2 separate regions of the Homo sapiens genome follow, and region 1 is linked to region 2. Evidence: read pairs that join two places in POLR2A ChIA-PET (ENCODE). Cell type or tissue: MCF 10A. All regions are shown on one strand.

Evidence for each region. Peaks named below come from ENCODE experiments on the same cell type or tissue, not always from the same donor. Only the 100,000 strongest peaks of a DNase experiment are listed, where the experiment ranks them.
Region 1: POLR2A ChIA-PET joins it to region 2 with 20 read pairs; 4 of 35 experiments call an interaction of 5 or more read pairs at or near these places.

What each region holds. Positions count from the first base shown.
Region 1 is chr9:116,083,504-116,091,503 of GRCh38, reverse strand. No RefSeq gene overlaps it. Among named protein-coding and RNA genes, the nearest start is that of PAPPA, 66 kb to the left of the region's middle. In MCF 10A, no CTCF peak of the experiment used is centred here; DNase peaks (open chromatin) are centred at 3,483 and 4,043.
Region 2 is chr9:115,940,431-115,948,430 of GRCh38, reverse strand. The region is part of intron 1 of LOC124902258 (a long non-coding RNA gene); the gene reads right to left. Among named protein-coding and RNA genes, the nearest start is that of LINC00474, 19 kb to the right of the region's middle. RefSeq lists an enhancer at 3,490-4,689. In MCF 10A, no CTCF peak of the experiment used is centred here; DNase peaks (open chromatin) are centred at 3,720, 4,090 and 6,340.

The DNA of each region.
Region 1 (8,000 bases), 140 kb before region 2:
TAGGATGTACATAGCAGGAGGACCCTGGGCCCAGACCAGGATACTGTTTTTTCCTCCTAGGCCTCTGGACCTATTATGAGAGGGGCTGCTGCTAAGGTCTCTGACATGCCCTGGAAACATTTTCCCCTTTGTCTTGGCAATTAGCATTCAACTCCTCATTACTTATGCAAATTTATGCAGCAGGCTTGAATTTCTCCCCAGAAAATGGGTTTTTCTTTTCTACTGCATCATCAGGCTGCAAATTTTCCAAACTTTTATGCTCTGCTTCCCTTTTAAAGGTAAGTTCCAATTTCAGATCATATCTCTCAAGTTCAAAATTCCACAGATCTCTAGGTCAGGGGCAAAATGCCACCAGTCTCTGAATAGCAAGAGTGACCTTTATTCCAGTTCCCAAAACATTCCCCATCTCCATCTGAGACCACCTCAGCTTGGACCTTGTTGTCCATATCACTATCAACATTTTGGTCAAAGCCATTCAACTAGTCTCTAGGAAATTCCAAACTTTCTCACATCTTCCTGTCTTCTGAGCTCTCCAAGTCTCTAGGAAGTTTCAAACTTTCCCACATTTTCCTATCTACATCTGAGTCCTCTGAACTGCTCCAACCTCTGCCTGTTACCCCATTCCAAAGTGACTTCCACACTTTCAGGTAGTTTTATAGCACCCCACTCTACCAGCACCAATTTACTCTATTAGTTTGTTCTAATGCTGCTAATAAAGACATATCTGAGACTGGATAATTTATAAAGGAAAGAGGTTTAATGGAGTCACAGTTCCACATGTCTGGGGAAGCCTCACAATTATGGAGGAAGGTGAAGAAAGAGCAAAGTCACATCTTACATGGCGGCAGGCAAGAGCTTGTTAGGGAAACTGCCTTTTTATAAAACCATTAGATCTCATGAGACTTATTCACTATCACAAGAGCAGCATGGGAAAAACCCAATCCTATGATTCACTTGCCTCCCACTGGCTCCCTCCCACAACACTTGGGGATTATTACAATTCAGGGTGAGATTTGGTTGGGAACACAAAGCCAAGCCATATCACCTTCTGTTTCTTTATAGATTTGTTACCTAAGTATCCATCTCTAGACACCATGATTTAGGCTTGCTCATTATTTTTTTTAATGTTGAGTCTATTAATCTATAGGTTCACCCTCTAACCCTCACTTTTCCTTACTCTTCATCTGCAAGAGTACTGAGGGCATCTGGGAAGTCTCCCACAGTCTGGATTGTGTTTGTTGCACATTTATAGCACAGGACAACATGTTCCCCTGTCCTATTTCTTGCAAAGTGGCAGCTGGATCCAAGACCTGATGAGACTCAGTTCAATCCCTTTGGTAACATTGGAAGTGGTGATGAGTTCTTCCATCAACAACTGCATTATGACTGCTGGTTTTTCTTGTGATGTTCAGAGCTGTTGATGATTAGTAATTGGATCTATCAATTCACTGGGGAGAGGGAGTTCAAAATAGTCTAATTTTATTTTATTTTTTGCATTTATCTACTGGGATATTTTTATAAAAATCACATTCCATTACCTACTATTTAGTTAACCAGTGGTACAGTTGCTATAGGAAGGGCAGGATAAATGCTTGAGTCTTTCCCTTTATTCACCAATTTTCAAGGTAATGAATTGGTTTTAATCTCATCTTATATGAAGTTGAGTTCCATTTACATTAATTTAAATGTACTTGATGGATTTAATCAGATTTTAATTTTTTTCATTTTTAATTTTTTTTGACACAGGGTTTTGCTTTGTTGCTTAGGCTGGAGTGCAGTGGTGCAATCATGGCTCACTGTAGCCTTAACTTCCCCAGCTCAAGCAATCCTCCCACTTCAGCCTCCAGAGTAACTGAGACTACAGGTGTGTGTCAACACACCTGGATAATTAAATTTTTATTTTTATTTTTATTTTTGTAGAGATGGTGTCTCATTATGTTCCCCAGGCTGGTCTTGAACATTTGGGCTTAAGAAATTCCCCCACCTCAGCCATCCTAAGTTCTGGGATTTATAGGCATGAGCCAGGCCCAGATTTTTAAATCTTTGAGAAAATAAAGGTCCTTGACAAAATATAGAAATTTTCAGGGAGAATTTCAACACCACTCTCATATAGAGCTATGGGACAAAGTAATCATTTAAAAGCCACACATCTATTTATTGGGAACTTAATGTGCACATGAAACACTTTTTTCTTTAGAAAAATATTCCCTCTTCCCAAAGGAGGTCACCTTCACACTATTAATGAAAAAACACTTAAGGTAAGAAGAAACAGAATGGGACAGTGCTTTATAGGAAAATTAGTAAGAGTGTACCCTTTTTCTTCTCCATATCTTTCTTTTTCTCCTCTTTCTTGTCTTTTTTCCTTTTGAGTATGGAGTGCTGAAAATGTACTTGAATTTTCAAGTACAGACTCCAAATTAAAAGACAGAGCAAGAATCTCTTCAAAGTCTTCTATGCAACATTGGATTAATGAAGCTCTCCAGTTTTGTGGTTCAAATCAGGGAAGGCAATGAGGAAGTTGATGGTATGGTTGGCTTGTCAAACAGGCTCTGATATGTCATGCAGGCACAGTGTAGAATCCAAGTCTCCATGAAACCAAGGATGGATAATGTGGTTCATATAGAAAGGTTAAATATGGATGTTTCTTTTTTCTTTGACAATCCTTTCAGTATTTATACTTTTGGTTTACTCAGTGAAAAAAGCTGAATATAGCAGTGTTCTGGGAATTGTAAGGGAGTTAAAAGTGAAAGAGATTGTACTCTGCATCGTACACTCTACCACTTATTTTATGGCTGGATAATTTTTGGGAAATTCCTTAAACACTTTGAGCCCAATGTTTCTTAATTGTTAAATAGAAAAGAAGCATGTCAGTCTACTTTGCAAGGTCATTGCGGGCATTCAACAAAGTAATTTCTGTGAAGTGCATGGCGCAACACTGAGCACAGACCAAGCACTCCAAATATATTGGTTTCCTTTTTTTTTTTTTTTTTTTTTTTTTTGCCTCCTGGCTTTCAACCAATCTTAGAAACGTATTTTTTTTTCTATGTGAAAAACTAATGGAATTGGAAAAACTCAGGTAAATGAGTACTTATAGCAATTTTCTGGTAATGAGTTATTATACAAAAAACAAACAATTAATTTTTTTTTTTTAAAAAAGAAACAGAAAGGGAAGATGGGAGGATTTTTGTAGAGGGATATAAAGGCAAGAAAAACAGAAAGGAGGGAACAGAGACACAGATACAAAGATGAAATGCTGCAAGCCATACATAGGGATCAGTTTACAACTGGGTGAGCTGTAGTTGAAGGTGGACATAAAGATGTAGGGGTAATTGAAACTGGAAAGCTAGACTTGTGGATGGGTGGAGGCACTGATGTGACCCTGAGAAAGGATGACTAAGCTCTCAGTGGGTAATGACACGTCTGTATCTAAACATAAAACATTAAAAAAATCAAAATAGGTGTTTGGTGACTCAAACCTAGGGAGAGATTCCTCAAACACTGGTGAGAACAAAAACACCAAGGAAGGAAGAATATTTTGGGGAAGATTAATTATGTTTGAATAAAGTTGTTTATTTTCATTGCTATAAAACAGCCTCACGATTCAGCTTTCTTCTGGCAAATGACATCTCCACCAGGAAACACCCATGGATTTCTGTGCCTCACGCTGAGTTCCATCTGTTGCTGTGTTGCTCAATGGCAAAAGGCACCCATATTTTCCCTTGCAGAAGATATATTTATTTCTTGATATGCACAAAGTCAGAAGCATATTTCTTTTGGCTTATTTGATTTCATAAAGGGGCAACCACAGTAAATTCTAAATATTTAAAATCTGATTAATTCATTCAAAAACTGCTATGCAACAATGTTGTCATTGAGAAGTGATGCAGATGGAAAAGAGTCTTATCTTCCTCCTGATAACTGAGAAACCAATTACAAGGGGATAATCATTTGTCTCCAGAGGAAGGCAATGTGAGGTAGTGAAAGGGGAACTGGGCTAGGAGTCAACACTTTTGTAGTCTTCTATGAGCTCAGTGGCAGCCTGCTTGTGTAATCGTGGCAGTCTCATGACTGCCTGTGTATTCAAAAGGGCACAGGTTTTAGAGACACATTGGCTCAAGTTAAATTTCTATTTTTATCACTTACTAGGTATACAGCCTTGGGCTGTGCTCTGAGTACCAGTGTACTCACATGAAGTATTTTAATAGTCATTAGCTACCTGTATTGCCAGATATGAGACACTAAATTAAGCACTTATTTGTTGATCAGGCCCACAGATAATATTCATACAAAGTAAATTTTCCTCTCCCTATAATTTAACTGAGTCTCTTTAATTGCAGATGAAGGCAATAAATTCATGCCAGTTCTAGGAAGTTGCATGATTCAAATAAATATATATATTTGTGTATAGAGATGAGAAGCTTTATAAATTGTAATAGTATTGCTATTTGAAACTGTTCTTATTTTGGCACAAGATGCCAAAAATAAAGAAATTATGAGAGGAAAAATAAGGGTGCAAACAATGATAAAGTATTATGTGGCAGATACCATGCTAGGTGCATTTATTTATTAGTTGTGTAAGCCAGGGGGCAAGAAATACTAGTTGCTGTAGTAAACAATCCCCAAAAAAACATTTATGTACAGTGATCACAGTCCAATATGGCTGGAGCAGCTTTTCTCTATCTGAGTGACATCTTTCATCTCAGACCTCTTCCAGGACCTTAGAGTCCTTCCCTGGATTTTTTTTAAACATCTAACTGATAACTAGGGAAGGATTAGTGGGTAGAAAGTTCTGAGGTCCAGGGGAAGAAATGGCCTATGTCACAACTGCCCCATTCTTTTGGCTAGATTTAGGTACCAATGCCCTTACTTAGATATAAAGAGCCTGGGCAATAAAAACTACTTATGTGCCCAGAAGGAAAATAAAAAAATTTGCAAAGCACAGTTTTACCTCTCTTGTGTTATCTCATTTAATCTTCATAAAATTATTACGAGACAGCTTATAATAAATACTTTACAAATAAGATAACTGGAGTTTATGGCTGTTAAATAACTTGCCCAAATTCACATGATTAGCAATAGGCAAGCTGGCATCCCTTAAATTACCTTTAATTGCTCAGGCTTTGAATTGGCAGCACAGACAGATCAACTTGGAGGGAGGTATATCTGCATACTCAGATTGGGTTGACAGAGTGAGAATGACCCTCAAAATATTAAAATAGTTATGGTTTGGAGAATATGCTTTCAATGCCTAATAACCAACAGCCCCAAATAAATATTATAAGGAATTATCTTCTCTAGAAAGAAATTTGCAGCAAAATTACAGTTTGTGAGAAATATTAAGACCCTTCAGGCATTTAAGGACTTACTTAGAGACACAGAATACAAACAAAATATGGAAAAAGTCCTTGTCCTACAAAGGTTCTGGCTTAGTGGAGAAAACAGGACAAATGCTTGTGTAACATTTAATGAAAATGATGTTATTAGGATAAGAAGGCATACTTGTAGAGTGCTATACAGACTGATTTATTAAGAAATTGGACTCTGTGGTTAGAATATCAGGGTTTGAATTTTTTCTCTACCGCTTCCTATATGTGTGTCTTTGGGTGAACTGTTTCTGTTCCCTGAGTCCCAGTTTTCTCATTTGCAAATGGAGAATTTGTAAATAGGAAAAGAAGTTTATATATGTATATAAGCCAAACCATAAACATATATATATATATGGTTTGGCTTAAAGCAGATGTTGGGAAATGCTTTCTTTCTCCTTTCTTTTTCCTTTCATGTAATAATACTAACAGAAATAATTTTTTTAAACTACCATTTATTGGCCAGGCACAGTGGCTCACGCCTGCAATCCCACACTTTGGGAGGCCAAGGTGGGCTGATCACAAGGTCAGGAGACAGAGACCATCCTGGCCAACACAGTGAAACCCCATCTCTATTAAAAATACAAAAAAAAAAATAGCCAGGCGTGGTGGCGGGCACCTGTAGTCCCAGCTACTCAGGAGGCTGAGGCAGGAGAATGGCGTGAACCTGGGAGGTGGAGCTTGAAGTGAGCTGAGATCATGCCACTGCACTCCAGCTTGGGTGACAGAGTGAGACTCTGTCTCAAAACAAAACAAAACAAAACAAAAAAACCTACCATTCATTACAAGTCTACTCTGTTCCTACTTGATATACTAGGTAGTTATATGCATGATTCTATTTAATTCTCAGGAGTCTCTTATTTAAGAGACAAAGTCATGTGCCTAACATCATGTCAAAGTGGTAGAGATGTAGTTGGAACCCTGGTCCTCTGGCCTCAAATCCACAAATACCACCTAGCTTTGTACTTTAGCAGCATGGGCCATCTTTTCCAATCATTAGTTGTGTTTTGATTCTCTTTAGCCTGTGTATTTAGGCACTGAGACTATTTTCTTGAATACTTCTGGTGTTTGAGGATGCATGCCTCCTTTAAACCTTACAGTATTTATCAAGCAACTTCTTGCTTATAAATTTTTTTCTGTTGAACCAAAATTTCTCCTCATATAACTTTCATTCATCAGTCATAGTTCTGCAGTCTGGGGTTTACACAGAGGAAGTCAGCTTCTGCCTTGAGGCTACCACTTGAACATTTGAATACATTTGTGATGAGCCTTAGGACTTTTCTTCTATGGAAAAATAATCCTGAGGCTTTCAACTTCTCTACGACATCTAGGCCCTTCACCTACCAGTATAGTGACTTCTGGACAGCTTATACTTTGTCATTATCTTTCTAAAAGTACTGTGCCCAGAAGCAGAGGTGGTTTCCAGTTAGAGGCCAGAACACTGTGCAGCAGACACTGTCCTGGACTCAGCAATCTCATTCATAAGAGCCTGAGATCCCATTAGCTTTCTTGGCAGCCTTATCCCATCATTGGCTCATGCTTTCCTTCCAGTCATTGTATATGCCTCAGGTGGTGAACTACAGAATGTCAGGGCTAAGAGAAACCTCAAAGATCATTTTTTGACAAAGAATGAATTGAAGCATAGCCATCCAGTTCAGTGGCTAGAAGAACGATTCATGCATCCCTCTTCCCATCTATCCACCCACCCAACAACTGTGTTTTAAGTTCCCTTTGTGTGTCAGTCTCTGTGCTGACTGCTGAGTGTACAGTGGCATACAGAATGGAAATGTTCCCTGCCCTCTTGGAGCCAACAGTCCAGAGAAGAAAACAGACTCTAATCAAGTAATGTCAAATGGAACATATTACACACCCGGTGATGAAGACTGTAGAAGATCAGAGGGCTGTGAGAAAATATAATGAGGGACCTGATATAGCCCAGAGAGAAGCCCTGCGGATCCTCAATTCAAAGGTCTCTTCTTACTGCACAGCTCTCCTTTGTCATTTAATTCACCGTAGGTAGTAAAATAAAGATAGCTACAAATTCTTTGACATTCTTTCATCTGAGATGCATGTCCATTTTCCTCCCCTAGAAACAAGTGATGCTGTGCCCATTCCAAGTCCAGCCTTGAAGAACTCTGATAGATTTCACCTTGAGTCTGCAACTGCCAAGTAGAAAATATGATTATCCTGCAGGAGAGACCACACAGAAGCACCTTGAGACTTAATGGAAAGAGAAAGAAGGGATCTGAATGAACCCAATCTTTCAGACTTCCCCACCAAGGTGTCCTCCAGACCAGCCCAGCCATCAGCTGAATACCACTGAGTGACCCCAGGTGGGGCTAGATGGAGTTGAGGAGTTGCCTAGCCAAACTGCTCAAATTTCTGACCTACAAAATTATGAGCTGTAGTAGAAGTGCTGTTTTTTAAGACTTGAGGGTAGTTTCACATGCGGCAATATATAATCAGAACATTGTATTTCCCCCTTTCTCCCTTCCATTTAGAAAGGTTTTTTTTTCTTTTTCTTTTTTTTCTTTTAAATTTCAGCACCCAAAAGCTCACATGATTTGATTCACTAAATATGCATTTTATACCATGCTAGAGGCAGTGGGGGAATAGATATTATTTGGCTATATATAT
Region 2 (8,000 bases):
ACGGTTCTTAGTTTCTGAATGCCTCCTTTGATGGTACCTATTAATTCCCTTTTTGGTGTATCAGATAGTCTAATTTCTCTCTTCTCCCAATAATGTTGCTTGAAACCACGGACAGGGAGGGGCTGTCGTGGCTGAGAGGATGAGTGGGGGCTCAAACCCAATCTGTGCTGTATTCACCAACCTATGTGCCCAGGCTTGGTGAAATGATGGCTTTATTTTTATTATTATTATTATTTTTATCTGAGGAAGAAATTTAAACAACTAACATTCCCCAAAAGGTGCCTTTTTCTTTTTTTAAAAAAGTTATTCACTCAAAGTCACCACACATGCTCAAAGGCAATGTAGAACATGGGCCAGATCCATTAACTCTGGCCACAACAAAGGCTCATGATGTTCAGTGGGAATTCCCACAATTCTATGCTCCCTAGGCTGAAAGGATCCAAGTGCAGAAAACAAACTGAAATTATCAGCAAACTGTCTCAACCAGGACCTATGCTACACATGTTTTGTTTAGCATCTCATTCAACCCATACAACACCCCTTAAGAGCAAATTCTATTCTACTTTTATAACTTAGAACGCTGGAGCTCATCAAACTGGAGTTCGTGTACCTAGAAGGCAACAGAATCAGGACACCAACTTGTATTCATTCCATATGACTTCTTGAATTTGCTACCGATAGTTCTTTCAGTCTTTACAATCATTGGCTTCTTCTTGTTGGATTTTCCTTTGGTCACTTCCCTGGGGTCCAATCTCTGTTTACTAATTCTTCATCAATTAAGTAGAATGTTACCACTCATCTCTGTCTGATTTGGGCACACAATATGCTGCCAAACACTTTCAGCTCTAACAGTACTAGAAAAGATATTATCTCTGAATCACAACCATCTTTCTCATTGTATCGAATTCATCCTTGTGGCATCTGGCTCTGGCTCCAGCTTTAAGTTTTTGACTCCTTCGCTCAATCTCTTCACATATTCTTTTTTTTTGTTTTGTGACGGAGTCTCACTTTTTCTCCCAGACTGGAGTTCAGTGGCATGATCTCAGCTCACTGCAACCTCCACCTCCTGGGTTTAAGTGATTCTCTTGCCTCAGCCTCCCGAGTAGCTGGGATCACAGGCACTCGCCGCCACACTTGGGTAATTTTTGTATTTTTAGTAGAGACGGCAGGGCTTCACCATGTTGGCCAGGCTGGTCTCAAACTCCTGACCTCAGGTGATCTGCCCACCTTGGCCTCCCAAATTGCTGGGATTACAGGTGTAAGGCACCGCGGCTGGCCTCTTCACATATTCTAAGACATTTTATCAATTGCCCAACATAATTATTTTTTTAAAAAAACATTTTATTTAATAATTCTATTTTTTTAAAAAAACTCTTTTTTATTCCGTCTATTAGGACATGGCCTTAGGTCGAACCAATATTAATTTACAGTCTCATTTCTCTCTGGAAGTGGAATCCTACAAGCATTTTTATTCTACATCTCTTTGGCAGATATGCAAACAAACCATTCTACATGACTACACGAAATTTTGCTTGTTTCTCTCTCTACAGCTGGTCTCCAATTGTTTCATGTGCATTTGTTTTCTTCCCCTGACTTGACTCCTTGATGGCAATGTTGTGTACACAGAAGTTACGTCATACATGTGAGTTAGTTGATCTAATTCTTTATTTACTCAATGCTCCTAGCTCACTCTTTGCCCTCCCCCTTCCTGGTCACCTGGTTAAATAGGCTCTTGATAAATACTTACTGAATGAAATAATGAACCAGCACCAACTAAATATAAGGTGCTATTGTAATAATTGGCTGGGTCAGTCAGATACTTGGATACCATGTGGAATTCTGTGGCAGCATTGGAATCCCACTGGATATATGGAGGTCTGGCAGAGAGCAAACTGTGGTTGAATTTGGGCACAAGAGGGTGAGGGTGGAAATGGGAAAAATTGAGCAGGAGTCATTATGTCTGGGGATGAAATGGAAGGTCTGAACAGGAAAAATAGCAGCTGAATAGCAGACTGGCTGTTAGGATTGAAAAATCAGGTGTGAAAATCAACTACAATAGTAATAATAATGATAATATTAATGAATTTACAATATTAAAAGTAGACTGTCCCATGGTTTGTTGTTAATTTATCAATTTCTGAGTATTTTCTTACTAAGAAATATTAATTTCTTAGTATTTTCTGAGATTTACAAATCTTCATTGCAGATATGAAACCTAAAATTCATTTTGGAAAAGAACAAAATGGATCATAAAGTAGATTAAATTCTAATTAATGACATTCATACTGGAGAATTGGGTGAAATGTAGTGATGCCTTCCAACTTAGTTTTAAACATGTCACAAATAAGATAGATTGATGGAGAGAGAGGGGGGAGATCTAGAGAGAGGTATGTGATAAGACAATTATATTAATAGTGAAAGGTTAGTTACAGAATCTGAGTGGTAGGTATATGTATGTTTACTATAAAAATACTTAAACTATACTGTTTATTTGAAAATTTTTATAATAAAATCCTGAGAAAAAATAAATTATAGAGAAATTGATTCAGATCTCTTAAAAATAACCATATTGGAGCCTACAATGATTAGATCAAAATACTAGTTTTTTAGGTAGAATTTTCCAGCATAGTAATAAATCTTCATATTTATGCAAGGTTTTATTGTCCACCAAGTACAAAGTGTGATGATTGAGGGAAAAGACTCTGGAGCCAGACTAGCTGATTTCTGATTACTATCTATGAATAAACCATTTAACTTCTTGGTCTCTTAATTCCTTTGTTAGTCGAATCTGTGTAATAATTCTCCTAGGGTAGTTGTGAAGAGTAAATAAATCAGTAAATGTAAAATGCTTAGAAAGTGCTAAGAAGCAAATAAGCTCTATATTAATGCCATCTATTATAATTGTAATAATAATTGTTATGCCTTCCTCATTAGTTCTTAGGACAGAAATGGTTACTCTGCTTTTCAGCTGAAGTAACTGAGGTCTAGAGAAATATCTCTTGCCCAAAGCCATATGGTTTCATTTTAGGTGATACTGGGTCTAAAGTTAAGTCTTCATTGCCTCTTTCAAATATGCTTCTCCTTGTGTTCCAACTCCCATTGCAATGTCCAATCAAATTGAGGTGCAAAGAAATGCTAAGTGCCTGGCTGGGTGCCTGGCACATGGTAGGCACTTAAAAAGTAGGTGAATGATAAAAGTTCATTTATAGCACTTACTGTGTGTGTTACCCTGCTAATCACTATACATTATCTCAAAGAATCCTTGTAAAAGCTCTAAGAGTTTTGTTTTACTGCCCTGACTTTCCAGATGAGAGCAGAGGCTTTAGAAAGGGTATGTTGCCCAAGATCCCACAGCTAGCAAGTCTGAACCACAGATCCATCTGGTTCCAAAGCCCATGCATTTTTAACAACCCTGCAACACTTTCATGAATGAAGGGAGGCTGCTTCAAAGCTTAGCCGAATGGTAGAAATTAGGGGACATGAGCCATTTTACCCTTAATCCACAGTGCCTTCCCCTAAGTCCTTCTCATCATAGATGCATTGTATTACTAGCAAATGTGAATGTTTTGATGAATTAGGCAAAACACTCCAACTGCCTGTACATTGCAACATCTTCCCTTCAAAGGCCAGGGAATGTAGACTGTACGTTCTTTGTCCAGCTTGTCTGAATGCGTCAACGCTGTCTGGGAGGCACAGAGGTGGATGCTTTCCTAGCAGGGGTGAGGCCCCTCCTGAATGTCCAGCTCCCGTATTTGTAACATTGCCATGTGCTGCCACTGGGCCAAGGAATGAAGGGGCCTATGGTCCCAGCCTCCTCAGATTACGCAAGCCAAGAAAAATGTGCAAATCGCATGAGAAAAGCAGGCAGTCCCCAAACATCTTTATTTGTTCATTTCTGTGCCCTGATGCTTTGATTGCAGCCCTGCACTTAGAAATTTCAAGATAAGTATCAGCAGCTGGACACTGGGTAAATCAGAGGCACAGATTCCGTGTAAATACTGAAGTTTCGAAAGCACAAACTTATGTCCAATAGCTTGGAGCACAGGACCCAGTGGAAAGTGGGGGAGTGGTGTTCTGGCTTTGGCAGAGTCAACCTTCTGAGAAACTCATGGACATGTCTGTGCATGCCTGAACTTGTCTGACAAAGCCAAGCAGAGATTTCAGGATTGGCCAGATTCAGACACAAGCGGCCTGCTTGCTCGGAACCAAAATGGAACAGTCAGAGGAAGTGCAGGATTAGAAAGAAGAAACAAAAGATTACAGTCTGAAATCTGTTAACAGCAGAGGTTGCATGGTGAATGACCATGCTGATGACAATAAACTAAGCTGTCATCTATTGAATGGCTCACTGACAAGATCCCATATTAGGCTTTTTGTGTCCATTCACATAGTTAATTCTCCTAACAATCCTCAAGTTTTGATGGACTTTACCAGATTTTATAAATTTTAAAAAAAGAATAAAAAGGAAAGAAAGGGAGATGGAATGGTAAAACCACTATCTCAAAGTCAGGAACTAGCCAGTAAGAGGAAACAGGTTAGCAACACATGCTTGTCAGAGCCAAGGACCAATTTGTATCTTAAACTGCCCCCATGATCAATGAACATGAATTTAAACAAATGATAATCCCAGAACCTAAATCTGCCTCCCTGCAGTTAGAATAAATAATAACCATTGTGTGCCATTTTACAGTTCTCAAAGGGGTTATGTAATCTACATATACTGGAGACAGAAAAGAGAAAACTGTCCAGTTGGGTTTTGCTCCTAGGACAATAACAGTTCATATACTAGTTGTAAATAGTAAACACACCATTTTTTTTTTCTTCCTGACAGAAGGGGGATTTTGTCTGAGAAGAGAAAAAAAAAATGAGAGAGAGACAGCAGCTTTCTATTCAGAGACTAAATTAATGGGTAGGGCTGATCTCTTGGCATAATATGAGCTGTGAGGAGAGAGTTTGCTGATGAGATCTGTCAAGAACATAACAAGAAGATAGACTGGAAGAGTCTGGACCACACTGGGTGTGACAGCAGCCTCATCAGCTCAGCTAAGAGTAGATATATTGGTAAGAAAAATTAGAACAATGGGTAAAGCAAGATAACTAATGCTGTAGTTATGCTGTGAAGCTTATTTTGTTATTTAGGATTCTTTGGTTGCAAGTAACAGAATCCAACTCAAGGCAGCATACACAAAAATTTGTGAGATCTAATATAAGCACATGGAGATTTCTCTCAGGACAGCAAATACTAAAGATAAGGTAAATATGAAAATGAAAATTCAAGGTGGCTGGCAGAGTATAAAAACATGATCCTGGAGAGCATGACAGAATCCAAATCTTGAAGTTCTTTGTAGATTTCATTAAAGCACTTTAATTTCCTTGTAAATGTAGCAAGTGGCCAAGAAATGGGAAGTAATGTTATCAAAATGCAGGAAAATGGGATTATCAGATACAATACCACTTGAGCTGCTGTATGGGATAGAGAAAGGAAGTATGAAGGGTTGCTGTTGGTTGATTTTTTTGACTATGTATATAGTAGTGCCATAAATTGTGATAAGGAACATCAAAATGCAGATATGGGGTTGGAGGAAAAAGTTTGTGATGCATTTACTTTTGAACAGATTGGATTTAAGATGTCTGTGAGTCTTTCAAGAGATATCTACAGATACTTAGATAAAACAGTGTGGAGTTCAGAAGAAGCACATGTGCTGGAGTTACAAATGAGAAGTCACCTTCACAAAGATGCTACCAGAAGCCATAGCAGTGAATCAGGATATCCAAGGACTTGATTAAAGGTGAGAGAGCAGGGGAGAGCCTCGAACATAGAACTCTAACAACAACAACAAAAACCAGTTATGGGCCATAAGCATTAAGAAGAAAAGCCTTTAAACCTTCCAAGAGTAGCCAGAGAGATAGAGATAATTAGGAGAAGGAACACTTTCTGAAAGCTGGAGTGAAGACTTCTGAAAATCTACTTCATAACAGCAAAAAGAACACTAAAAAAATTGACAAAATAAACTTTTACAGAGCTGTAAAACTTAATCAAAAGCTTGTAACAATCTGAAGAATGTTTGTTGAAGAAAAATAGCTGAATTTCTGTAAGAATAGCAAAGAGCTTTGTAGCATTTTAACACACACTATTTCTATTTCTGTTTTCCTGCACAGTAGCAGTGAAAACCAACAGCCTCACGAGCATGGTAATTGTGAAAACCAGCAGTCTTACAGCTACTGGATGGGATAGAAAGTGTTTAGAGATCTCCCAAAAGTCCATTCCTAGAGAACTATCACTATCTGACCTGCCTGACAACTCCCTGGAAAGCCCCATTCATGGAGACTGGCTTTATTTTAACTGACTCAGAGCTCATTCACTGGGGAAATGCTGTATCCCCAGGGTGTTTGTGAAAAATGAACAGTGTCCATCATTTAAATTGAAGCTGCCTGAAGCAGTGATACAAGTTGTATCAATTAGGGCAAATAAGAGGCTAGCTAAGACCCTTAAAGGAAAAAGCTGAAAAATGAAACATTTACAGGGGGCTTTAAAAGACTCCAACATATTCAAGGGCATCTAGAAAATGATGTACATGTGCAGGGCTGTGAGAATGCTCGGGAAAGACTTGAGAAGATCCCAATATCTTATGCTGGCTGACACTGAGGATCTGCATAAACAGGAACTGAAAGCTAAGGCAGAGTTGAAAACTGGCAGTGTTGAAATGGTGCCCCAACACATCCACTCAGGGCTCCATGGTAAAGTGTGAGAGACCTATGGGTTCAAGTCATTCATGCAAATTTTTATCCAATCATTCCCTGACCACTAAGCTAACTCAGCAGAGACTTCAGTGGCCACACACAACACAGTGCAGACTTTAAATAATAAGTTGAGTAAAGTCACCAAACAAACTTCAAACAGCAGGAACAACAAACAGTAACAGTGGAAAACCCTGGGAAGTGAGGAATCTTATTTCCAGAGTTGCCACATTAGATTATGAAAAATTCCAGTTTTCAACACGAAGCTGTGAAACACACTAAGAAACAGGAAGGTATGGCCCAAACACATAATTATAAACTAAATAATATCGTACATGGATTAAAAGGGTTTCCTATGTTAAAGAAATATAATAAAAACACAAAGATTCTTCATTGGGAGTATATTCAGGTAACTTATTATAATTATTAGATAGTTTAAATTCTGCTGTACCAAAGTTTATTAATTAATTTTTTAAAAATACATAGTCCACGAGGTTTAGAAATGCAAGACGTGTACACTGAAACTACAAGACATTGCTGAAGGAAATTAAAGAAGACCTAAATAAATTGAAATTTAACCACATTTATAGATTGAAAAATTTAATATTGTTAAGATAGCAGTACTTCCCAAATTGAACTATAAATTCAATGCAGTCCCTATCAAAATCCTAGTGCCACTTTCTGCAGAAATTGACAAACTGATTTTAAAACTTATAGGAAAATGTAAGGGACCAAGAAGGACCAAAATGATTTTTAAAAAGGAAAATAAAGTTAAAAATTCACACTTTTTAATTTCATAACTTAAACAAAAGTATGGTATTTAAGAAAATGTTGTACTTGCAGAGAGATAGGCTATAAACTAATGCAGTGGAAATGAAAATTCAGAAGTAAATCCTTACAATATAGTTGATTGATTTTTGACAAGGTTGCCTGGACAAATCGATATGAAAAGAAATAGTCTTTTCAACAAGTGGTGCTGAAACAACTGGCTATCTACCTGGAAAAAAATGAAGGTGGACCCTTCCTTACACTGTACAGAAAAGCTAACATAAAATGGATCATAGACCTAAATATCAGAGATAAAAGTACGAAAGTCTTGTAAGTAAATATAGTAGTATATATTCATGACTTTGGGTTAGGCAAAAGTTTCTTAGATATGATACTGGAAGCATAAGTGAAGACAGAATAAGTAGGCAAACTGGATAAGATCAAGTTTAAAAAGTTTTCGCTTCAAAGGTCGCCACCAAGAAAGTGAAAAGGCA